Regions from separate parts of the Mus musculus genome. Here region 1 is linked to region 2. The links are chromatin loops, found by intact Hi-C in ENCODE. Cell type or tissue: heart. All regions are shown on one strand. Links, peaks and the distances in the headings refer to the core of each region. The heading gives the core; the rest is flanking DNA.

Region 1 (5,377 bases), core at 220-5,219, 220 kb before region 2:
GTAAAACTTGAAAAGGTTTCCATGTGTCAGTTCCCACAATAAAGCTTTAGGCATAGCTTAACAAGAATGAGTTCTATTGGCTGATAAGCAGAGCTCAGAGCTAGGGCCTAGGAAGGAACAATGTGTAATAAGCACAAGGATAGATCCTATTGATGGAAAATAGGTGTGGCTTCTTTCGTAGGGGTGAGTTCTACTCACTAAGGGACAGAGCCCTGGATCAGGGCCTAAGCAATGTTCACGATATTGGGAGGATTCCGGTGGAAGCTGGCCCCTAGTAGAAAGCAAAGGACCACCAGGTTGTCAGCAATGTTCACTCCAGAATCCTAGGTGTCATTCATTTCCTTCTGTTGTTGAAAATAGGTCCACATGTTTATCAAGCCTGGTTCCTCCAATGTTTTTGTTAAGCTGAGCCTGCTATATAGTACAGATTGTTTTTATCCTCAAATTGAGCTCTTCTTTGTCTCAGTTCCCAATAAATGTACTAATTTAATACTTAAATTACTACTCCCTGACCTGCTTGAGTTCCAGTCCTGACTTCCTTTGGTGATGAACAGCAGTATGGAAGTGTAAGCTGAATAAACCCTTTCCTCCCCAACTTGCTTCTTGGTCATGATGTTTGTGCAGGAATAGAAACCCTGACTAAGACAGTATGTAATAAGGTTTCAAACAAAATTATTCAAACATTACCTATTTAGTGGCATATAGAGGGGTGGAGAGTGAGTTAATGCCATACATATATATGGCAATTCCATAGCAAAAGATTGTAATAATACCTGATTTTTTATTTTGGATGTATAAGCATTTGCATGCAAACACAAGTGTGTTCCAAACCCATGCAGTGTGGTGCCTATAGAGATGAGAAGACCATCAGTACCCTTGGAATTGGAGTTGAAGATGGCTGTGAGCCACCATGTGGGTGCCAAGATACAAACCCCAATCCGCTGCAAGAGCAGTAAGTGCTCTTAACTACAAACCATCATTCCATCCCTATAGTAACCTGATTTTATAAATAGAATTTATGTAATAATACAAAAGGCCCAGACAGATATTTTTTCAAAGAAGATATGCAAACAGCCAACATCAGGAGCAACCAAATAAATGCAAACCAAAACCACAGTAAGATGTCTTCCCGCACCTGTTAGAATGGCTATTACCACAAGAAAGGTGACAAGTGTCTCTGAGAGTGGCACGAAGGACACGCTGGTCTTAGTGGGACTGTAAGTGTGGGGGTCCATTATGGAGAATCAAAAAGAAGGCTCCTCAGAGAATTTAAATCACAACTATAATAAGAAAGTCACCTCAATACTGTGCCACAATTTCTCTTGTGAGTATCAATTCCAAGGAAAGAAAATCCGAACGTCAAAGAGGTGCCTGCATTTGTACACTCACTGCATTATTTATTCACCTGAGAAGCATCACAGTGCCCACTGATGGAGGAAAGGATAAAGGAAATGTGATGTGTGTATGCATGGAGCATCTCATCATCTTTGTGAAGGAGAGGAGTGTGTCACTTTCAGCAACATTAATGAACCAGGAGGATACAATATTAACAAGCCAGACACAGACAAAGGCTGCCTGACCTGCCTTAATGTGTGGTATCCTAAACTGTCCAGTCACAGGACGGCATTGCAGAAGCTGGATGTGGAGAAAGGAGTGAAGTTCAAAGAATACGAACCTTTAGGTAGACTGGATCCATGAGCAGCATGGTGGCTATAGTTAGGAATCATTCATTTTATATTAGGTTGTTGATAGAGTAGATCTTGACTACTCTGACACACACAGAATGACTTTGTGAAGTGGTGGATATGTTAATAGTTTGATTATGGTTATATATATATATATATATATATATATATATATATATATATATATATATATATATGGTGATATATATATATCACATGGCACACCTTAAATACTTAAATATGTACACTTTTATTTATCCGTTATCCCTCAAAGATGAATCAGGGGCAACGTTGTAAGAATTCTGTTCAAACTAAGTGGCACAGCTAGAAATCCCTCCTGCTCTTAGCCATTGTTCTCTGTCACTCCTCACCCTGGGCCATTCCCAGTCAGGTGCAAGAATGATGTTCTATGGGCTTGGGGGTGACGATATAGGAACAATGACCCCCTGAAAACTCCACATCTCTTTGTTTTTACATCACCCCGACAAATGGTCAAGGCCAAAGTATTACTTCCCGGAGCAGCATCTGAACAAGTGTCGGCATCAGGATAAATCTAGACTGAGTGCGTTGCTACGTTGTGACACATTTCAGGCCATAATGGAGGCTTAAGTAGGTCACTTGGGGGCAGCAGTGGTTTGAGCCCTGCCTGCTGCCTCTGGCCTTATCTGAAATGAAGCAGCCGGTTCTTGGTGTAATGTAATTCTCAGAGGTCCTTTGGAGGCAGCTTCAAGCTTGGCTGGAGCTAACACAATTCGTTAGAGAAGGAGGGAGTCCTCCAGAGCTGAGTGAATGCCTGCACAGCCAACACACTGCTGCAATTCCAGTGGCCTCGTCTGCCCTGACTCCTGCTGCCGGTGCTGTTTATTCCAGTTCGTGCTCTGGACTCAGGCCTGCGCTGTTGCCATACTATGAAGGATGGAAAACAGAGCTAAACTCAGCTCTGCTTCGTTAAAACACCAAGGAAGGGGAAATTGCTGTAGAAGAGACAGAAGGCACAAGAGCACTGGGATTTGTTGAATGTCTATTATGTTCTACAAGGAAAGGTCAGGTGCTAACTGGGTTCACCCTTACTACTCTTTTATGTAACAGTGTACATTAGGCTGAACTATAGCTGTTCTTAAATTGAGGAAAATGAGTGTGGCTTCATGGCTATAAAACCGCAAGGCTCATTTAAATCCAGGCCCTTGTGATGATACACTCTTGCTTTCCCCCACCACTTCAAACTGATTTCCTAGAGGAATGTGGCTATCGATGACAAGGCCAATGTGTAAGAGCCCAAGGCAGAATTAAATAGGGGATATAATAGAAGTCCTAAACGGAAGGCAGAGGAAATGAGAAGTCATGGCAACTAGCCTGGGACCAGGAGGATGCTTTTGAGCTAAAGCTTGAAGACCAAGTAGCCTGGGGAATCTGGGGAAGCAAAGGACACAGTTGCAGAAGAGGGTGGGTCTGGTATACTCTATTTTCTGTTGCTGTAACAGAACACAGGAGTCTGGGTGATTCATAAAGAACAGAGGTTTGTTTTTGCTCATCGTCTGAAGGATGAAGATCCAAGATGTGAAGCAGAAGTATTCAGTGAAGGCATTGTGTCATATCACAACCTCGAAACACAATGGAGATGGAAGCAGTGCCTGCAGAAGAGGGACAAGGTGAGACCCATCCTTTCCTTAGGACAACCTGTCCTCGCGGTGATGAATCCAACCCTGTCAGGGCAGGAACTTACATCCTTGATAATTAGCTCCATCCTTGCAATGCGACATGAATCCTTTATCCAAATGTCTCATCACCTTTCCACACTGTTACACTGGGAATCAACTTTTACCAGAAGGTTTGGAGAGGAGCACCATGGTCAAACCATAGCCATGGAGGAGTCAACCAACACTATTCGACATCCACATGCTCCTCCTCCTCACCGTGACCAGATCTTAATTATGCAGCAATTATTCAGTCAGTATGGCCACGTAGCAGAAAAATTCAAGCTATTGAAGTAATATGAGAAGTTCAGGACTAGCAGCCTTACATGTAAGCCTCATGAGCGCTTTGCTCTCTGATTGGCTGAAATAAAGATGGCTAGGTCCAATCTAGACAATGAGAGTGGTGGTTGTCAGCTCAAAGGAACTGAAAGTCACCTAGGAAACAGATCCCAGGCATGGCTGCGAGTATGTTCCCAGAGAGGACTGACTGAAGTGAAACTGGGTCCAGACATGGGTTCCCAGACTGGATAAAAAGAAACAGGAGAAATCTGCCCACCAGGATCTTCTATCTTGGACAGGTCGGAGTATAAGAAAGCTCAGTAGTGTTTGAATGAGAACATATTGTTGGGATGTTTGTTAAAGGAACTTCATTTTCCTAGCTATTACAGGCAGTACACTCAGGCAAAGGCTAATCAGAAATGGTACAACTGGAAGTAGCCTCGAACCTAAGTGTGGCCAGACTGAGGGGAGCCATGTTGAAGAACTAAGATTTCTTCTGTTATCAGAAAGTTAAAATACATTTACACTCTTATAGAAGTACTGCATACTGTCAAATGTATTTGAAGGCAACCTTTATCATCACCTGACATACAAAACAATGCAATAAACATTAACACAATCACCACCCTAGACAACCGCTCCTTCATTTCACAAAGAAAGGGCCTCTAGAAATGCCACCTGGGCTCCAAGCTTTTCTATTGTATTAACCAACATTCACACGTTGCTTACATGTTTTTATTTCAGTTCTGCCAACACACACACACACACACACACACACACACACACACACACACACACACACGATAATGGGCACCTGACAATACAAGAGGATGGCAGACTTAGCAACACACAAGTGCTCCGACTCTAAGGACAACTGAAGTATACACAGAAACAAAGGCTGCAGCTGGCATTGTACTATCAGAGAAAACAGAACATTCTCTAATCTATTTCTGTGTTCTTTCAAGCATACTTCTCCCCAAGACTGGAAATGTGGCACCCAGCCCAAGACAGGCTGGAAGTGAGAGGTACATAAAAACAATACCACAGAAAAGAACAATGGGAAATTCGTCAGGAGCAGAAGGCGTGCTTGTTAGTCTGACCTTATTTTCTGAATCAACATTTTCTCTCTAAATGCAACCTGCTAGAAGAATGTTGGACATGGTTGGAATATTGTGATGGGGTGAGAGGAGGCGAGGGAGAAATGGTTTCTCAACTCAGAGGAGGCTTGAAGTTAATTCCAAGGGCGCTAATGACGGCAGGCTCCAAGAGAATTTAGTCTGCATAGGCAAACAAACAAACGAAAATAAAATAAACAAGACTTAGAGGGACAATGTGAAGGAGTCCAGGAGGGGGTGAAGGCAGTGAGCTAGCAGGATGGGTCAAGAGCTCATCCTGTGCCCATGTCTACACGGAGAGGGTCAGAAGTTCGATCCAACCCTGTGTTCCTGGAGAAGGAAGCTGTACCTTCAGGAGTAAGCAGCAGACCATGCTGAATCCGAAGACCCTTTGCTCACACATTGGCCACAGCAGGAAACTGTATGTCCCTCTTTCCTTTTGGCAGACAAGCCTTCATCCACATGTAGTAGCTGTTGAGTAAACAGGTGTGATCGCAAATGCCAGGCTTTTGGATGTAGGAAGAAAGCAAGAGACTTGATGATGCCAACCCGAAAGCACAGTATTATGTGTTATGTTGCAGACACTAAATAAGGAAATAAAATC
Region 2 (5,377 bases), core at 257-5,256:
TGTTGGTCGATGCTGCAGTGCAAACAGGGCCATGACTCTTTCCATATCTGTTGATGTGAGAAGTGGGAGTTTCAGGGCCAAAGCAGAAATCACCTGCTGACTTTGCTCATCCGGGCTCAAGAGAAACTGAGCAGGCTTGTAGTTCTGAGTCTTTCTCCTGGTCCTTGCTTACACATTAGTCTCTTTCTTCTGTGGATTAAAGCTGGAATCAGCCATTTCCTTCTGTGAAGGCCCAGATCTACAATATTTAGGTCACACAGTCTGGAATACAAACCACGTGGTCCCACCAGGGTGACAGAGACACTCTGTGAACGCGTGAATGAAGCTGTTCCACTGACATTTATGGACAGTAAATGAGAATATCTTCTAGTTCTCACATGCCACAAAATAATAGTATTCTCTTAATTTTCCCCAAACATTTGAACTGACTGATCTTTGGAGGCCATACAGACATAACTAGGAAGGCAAATTTGGGTCACAGTCCATGGTTTACCAACTCCAGGAACAGAGAGCCAAAGAAGCTTACAGCAAAAGGGATGCCCACTACGGGTGGATCTGAGTAATAATAGCATTTTTACTCACAGGAGGAAGGGAAATTACTGGGTTCCAGAACACCAAGAATGGGGAGGTATCTTCTGGCCTCTCTTGGCTTCCTCAGATCTGCTCACAGTCCCTTTAACCAATGCTCACTGCTGGGAACCCAGCCACCGAGGACCCTGAAACTAGCCCCCTCCTGCCCTTTCTTTGGGGGCTTGGTCCCAACAGAAGGCAGCCACTGCTTTGAGCATTTGCCTTCTCCACTAGCAGAAAGACCCTGTCCCCACCTTCGGTGACAGCCAGGCCCCTTCTGTGCCACCAGCCGATCCCCAGGACAGCCCACTTGAATCTTACCCCAGCAAGCCTGCCTGAGTGCTCTCAGCACACTTGAAAATAACTTCTTAGATTTTTTTTTTCTTTTGTTATACAAGGAATGGTTGTTAGCACTGACCTCCAAGTGAAGATGCCGGTCCACAAAGGAAGTGAAACATTCAGCATTTCAGAACTGAAATTTCTTGGCGTTAATGGAAAAAAAGAAAAAAAGAAAGAAAGAAATCCCAGCTAATGCAAAACAGCTGGCGAAATAAACCTCATTTAAGCTCGGCTGGGGAAAAGAAGGCAATTTTGCTAGATTTTTGTTAGATAAACAGACCTTTTTTCCTACTAATTGCATTTGTTGTTGTGTTTGCTGGTTTGCTTATATCAGCCCTTGCCTTCCTTAGAAAGATTGCAGTATCACGCTGGCGACAGGAAGAGGCCTGTCTGTCTGGCCTTTGAGATGCACGTCAGATAATCCACAGAGGAGAGAGGCTCATAAACAAGGATTTGCCTTGTAAGATCCTGACTGGTGATGGGCAGCTAAAAAGATGGACTTGGCTTTCTGGCTTCTCTTGTAGGTCCTTCCATAGTGACGCCCCCCAAGGACATCTGGAACGTCACTGGTGCCAAGGTGTTCTTGAGCTGTGAGGTCATCGGGATCCCAACCCCTGTCCTCATCTGGAACAAGGTCAGTAGTGCAGGCCTCGGGAAAGCATCGTGCAAGCCGGAAATCGTTTTTTGCATGGCCCAGGGCGGTGGGAATGGCACAGCTCAGTCTGCATCCACTGCCGGCTGCCCCACAACCATGAAGCCTGTGGCAGCTGGTATCACTCTACACTGGCACGGATCTTTCCTGACCTCCATCAGCCCAGTTCTGCTTTGGGTAGCAGTGTCCAAGCAGGGAGCTTGGGAAACTCAAAGAACCGTGGTGAATATCTAAACCCACTGTTTTCGTTGCTTTTGGTTACTGTGACCAAAGGTTACCCGACAGAAACTTTCAAGGGAGGAAGAAAGGTGGTTCGCTTTAGCTTCCAGGTTCAGAGGCTTATAGTCCCTTACACAGCAGGGAAGACATGGTGCTATCACTCAGTCTGTGGTGGCAGGAAGCTATGAAGTAAGGAAGAATCTTCAAACTCGTGCTAATAAAACAGCAAAGCCAGACACCCCTCTTTAGCTAGTTTGCTTCCTCAGCAAGCTCAGAAATGGAGGATAGTCTCAATTATTTTGTGTGCTTGTTGTCTGGTCAGAGGGGAGACCTCTGGGGCTCTGGGAGGGGGTTTCGGCCCCATTGTCAGAAGAATCCTAACAGATTCCAGTTCATATAGCCGAGGGGCAAAAAGAAAGAGAAGGCAGTTCCAGCGTCCGGGCACCCAAATGTGATCGGGACTGGAATTCTTGATCTCTGTTATCAATCTCTCGGCCTCACTTTCTCCTTCAGAAAGCTTCCTCCGCAGAGGGCAGAATTATCCTCACAGACCTCCGAAGCAGCAAAGCTTTCCCAGCTGCCGAGTGAGAAACCTTAGTCTAGATCATGGTTCCTGGCAGCCTCTGGCGCCCCCGTGTGGCCAGAAGAATGCGGCCACTGAGGAAACTACCTGGCTTGAGTGTGGTTACCAGGAAACGCCTGGACCACGGTGTGGGCAGAGGTGACCCAGTTCTAGTACAGCAGACCGATGACCCAGTTCTAGTACAGCTATCCCTCGCAGCTGAAACTTTCGTTAAAGGGAATAATGGGATGTTGCCTCTAAATTGTGCTTCGGAAAGAGATGTGGACGGGGAGTCAGGCATGTCAATAACGTGGTCGGCTACGTGTTCATTTAAACCTTCCCCCTGGCAGCTGAAGTTCCCCAATGCTTATTTGCGGTTAGTGGCTTGTGAAGAGCATGGCCGATAGTTTTCAAGGAAAACCGGCAAGAAGCTTTGTTGCTTCTCAAGGGGTCTCCATGGAATTTACAAAATGAGAAGCCAGGGTGACTCGAGGTACTTAAGTTTATAAGCCTCATTGCCGAAACTTGCAGAGAATAAGGTCTGTGGCACCCCGGCAAAATACACATGGGTCCCAGGGGAAATGAGTCGGCCTCGGGAGGCTTTGAAGTTATATGGCTTCCCTTAGAACACCAGACACCAGACACCAGACAGAGGTGGGGACCTAGGGGCTTGGAGAAAGGGGACTAAAAGAAAAAGCTCACAACTGCCTCTGACTCCCACCCACTCCAGGACATCCAAAGCCCTCTTCTGGCCTCTGAGGGCAGACCCAAACTCAGATATGCACATTAATGAGGATTAACATTAAGTAATGGTGCTAACAAGAAACAGCACCCAGAGATGTATAGCATTCGGTAGTTATTGGCGCTTTTTCTTATTTATTCCTTATTTACAATAGCAAGATTTTTGGAAGAATCTGCTGCAACCAAAGTACTCTAGAGCTAGGCATCAGGTGCCGCGTGTTCTGGGCAGGCTGAGACAGGATGGTGAGTTTGAAGCCATCCTGACTATATATAAAGAGATCTTGCAAAAAGATTAAAATAAAATAGCTAGACACCTAAACGACTTCTTGGTCTCCCCTTGAGCCTCCCCCAGCCCCAGCTGGCCATTTGTGGATAGCAGGGTTGGGTTTGCTTTTTTATTTGTTTGTTTTGTTTTGAAGATTCTTTTTGTCACAGGGCAGTGGTGGTTCATTAATCCCAGCACCTGGGAGGCAGAGGCAGGTGGATTTCTGAGTTCGAGGCCAGCCAGGTCTACAAAGTGAGTTCCAGGACAGCCAGGGCTACACAGAGAAACCCTGTCTCGAACCCCCCCTCCCCAAAAAAAGATCCTTTTTGTCAGGGTGTGGGGGATCTTCTATTGCTCTCCACCCTACTTTTTGACCTAGAGCTCACTGATTTGAGCTAGCCAGCTAGCCTGGAGGATCCTCGGGTCTCCACCTACCCTGCTCTGAGATTACAGGTGCTAGTGATGTGTGGGAGACTTAGCAGAGTCTCTAGCCTTTGAGTCAAACACTCCTCCCAGAACATTACCTATTTTATTAACATAGACGGTTGCACCAGCTGCTTGGGAAATTCAAGGAAAAAAAATGCTTATTTATACACGTCTTCATAGCTTCCATTTGAAACCCTAAGTACCAGGTTTTTCTCTCCGAATTGGGGGAGACGTGGGACAAACCTGAACTTAGCATTTGCTTAATTACAGAAGGAAACTCCTGACTTTCTCGTGACAAAGACAATCGAAGTAAACACTGGCTTGGCTCTTAAAGAGGCCTTGGTAGAATTAAAGAAAACTGTTTCGTGTCATTTTTTTTAATTTGGTTATTATAACTTAAAACATATGTACTGAAACTGAGGAACTAAATGTGTTCAACAACAACAGAAAAAGACTTTTCCCTGTGTTCTTTTCACATCTTTTCCAAAGTTCTTATTAACATACTTTAACCTTTAAAATAGGTAGGGAAGGAGAGACACGAAGTAAGGATTGGCTGTAAACCGAGGGAGATGAATTTCCCCTTCGTACACGGCCTTCGGAATCTCTCTCTCCATAGCACGGACAGAAACAGGCAGGGTTTATCACACATAGACAGCGGGAACTGTTTCATGCTCCCTTAGCCCCCAGAGCAAGCACTAGACTCAGCTCTGGACTCCAGCTGCTGCTTCTCTTTGATGAGGTTGTTACAGGAAGTGCCCACAAGGTCCCAAACATCAAACTACACTGCATGACAGCTTGCCAGTCAAACACAGCAAGGCAGGCAAAGAAGGCCCAGTACCAAGGATCAAACTGTCGTCGGACACCAGTGAGTGAAGCAGGGTGACCATGCATACTCCACAAGTTTTCCAGAAAAAAAAAAAAAAAAAAAAAAAAAAAGCTTAAATCATGTTGCTTAAAAACCAGATGGAGTGGTACACACCATTAATCCCAGCACTTGAGTGACAGAGGCAGACTGATCTCCTAGGTCTATATAGTGAGTTCCGGGCCAGCCAAGGGCTACATAGTGAAACCCTGTCTCAGAACAAAACAAAATAAAACAAAACCCAGGTTGCTTAGGTAAAATTGGCAGGAAGAAACCATTCTGCTTGCTCAGTATTCAGAAAAGGAACAGATTGAGTAAATTGCTAGATTTAATCTTATTATGAAGTCTGGTGAACACCTTGTGCAATTCTGGGAATGGGGCATTTCCAACCTTGATGTTTTTATACGAGAACTAAGACTCTCCCCTTCTGATTTCTCAGGTAAAAAGGGATCACTCTGGAGTTCAGCGGACAGAACTCTTGCCTGGTGACCGGGAAAATCTGGCCATTCAGACCCGGGGTGGTCCAGAAAAGCATGAAGTAACGGGCTGGGTGCTGGTAAGTAGCAAGAGCTGGCAACCGTTTCATTCTCAGAACACCCAGGCTTGGCAAAGGTCGCCTGCCTGAAATTATTCTCCTCCCATTTCTTCGAAGCAGCCCTGCTGTGGTCGTACAGATACAGCTACAGGAACTAATGGAAGAACTGAAGTTACTTTGTTTAAAAAAAAAAAAAAAAAAAAGAA

Evidence for each region. Hi-C counts contacts between places; a loop is a spot of excess contacts. Peaks named below come from ENCODE experiments on the same cell type or tissue, not always from the same donor. Only the 100,000 strongest peaks of a DNase experiment are listed, where the experiment ranks them.
Region 1: it touches region 2 in a loop (2.7-fold over the local background); 1 of 42 quality-filtered maps calls a loop at or near these places.

Annotation. Positions count from the first base shown.
Region 1 is chr5:77,567,602-77,572,978 of GRCm38, reverse strand. No RefSeq gene overlaps it. Among named protein-coding and RNA genes, the nearest start is that of 1700017L05Rik, 100 kb to the right of the region's middle. In heart, for the core only: no CTCF peak of the experiment used is centred there; DNase peaks (open chromatin) are centred at 2,428 and 4,668; H3K27ac peaks cover 244 bases.
Region 2 is chr5:77,351,728-77,357,104 of GRCm38, reverse strand. It overlaps Igfbp7 (insulin-like growth factor binding protein 7), which reads left to right. Exons shown (of 5, transcript NM_008048.3): 2 at 1,434-1,543; 3 at 5,076-5,192. Among named protein-coding and RNA genes, the nearest start is that of Gm34648, 32 kb to the left of the region's middle. In heart, for the core only: a CTCF peak has its summit at 2,421 (motif pointing left); a DNase peak (open chromatin) is centred at 2,424; H3K4me3 peaks cover 718 bases; H3K27ac peaks cover 306 bases; H3K27me3 peaks cover 1,014 bases.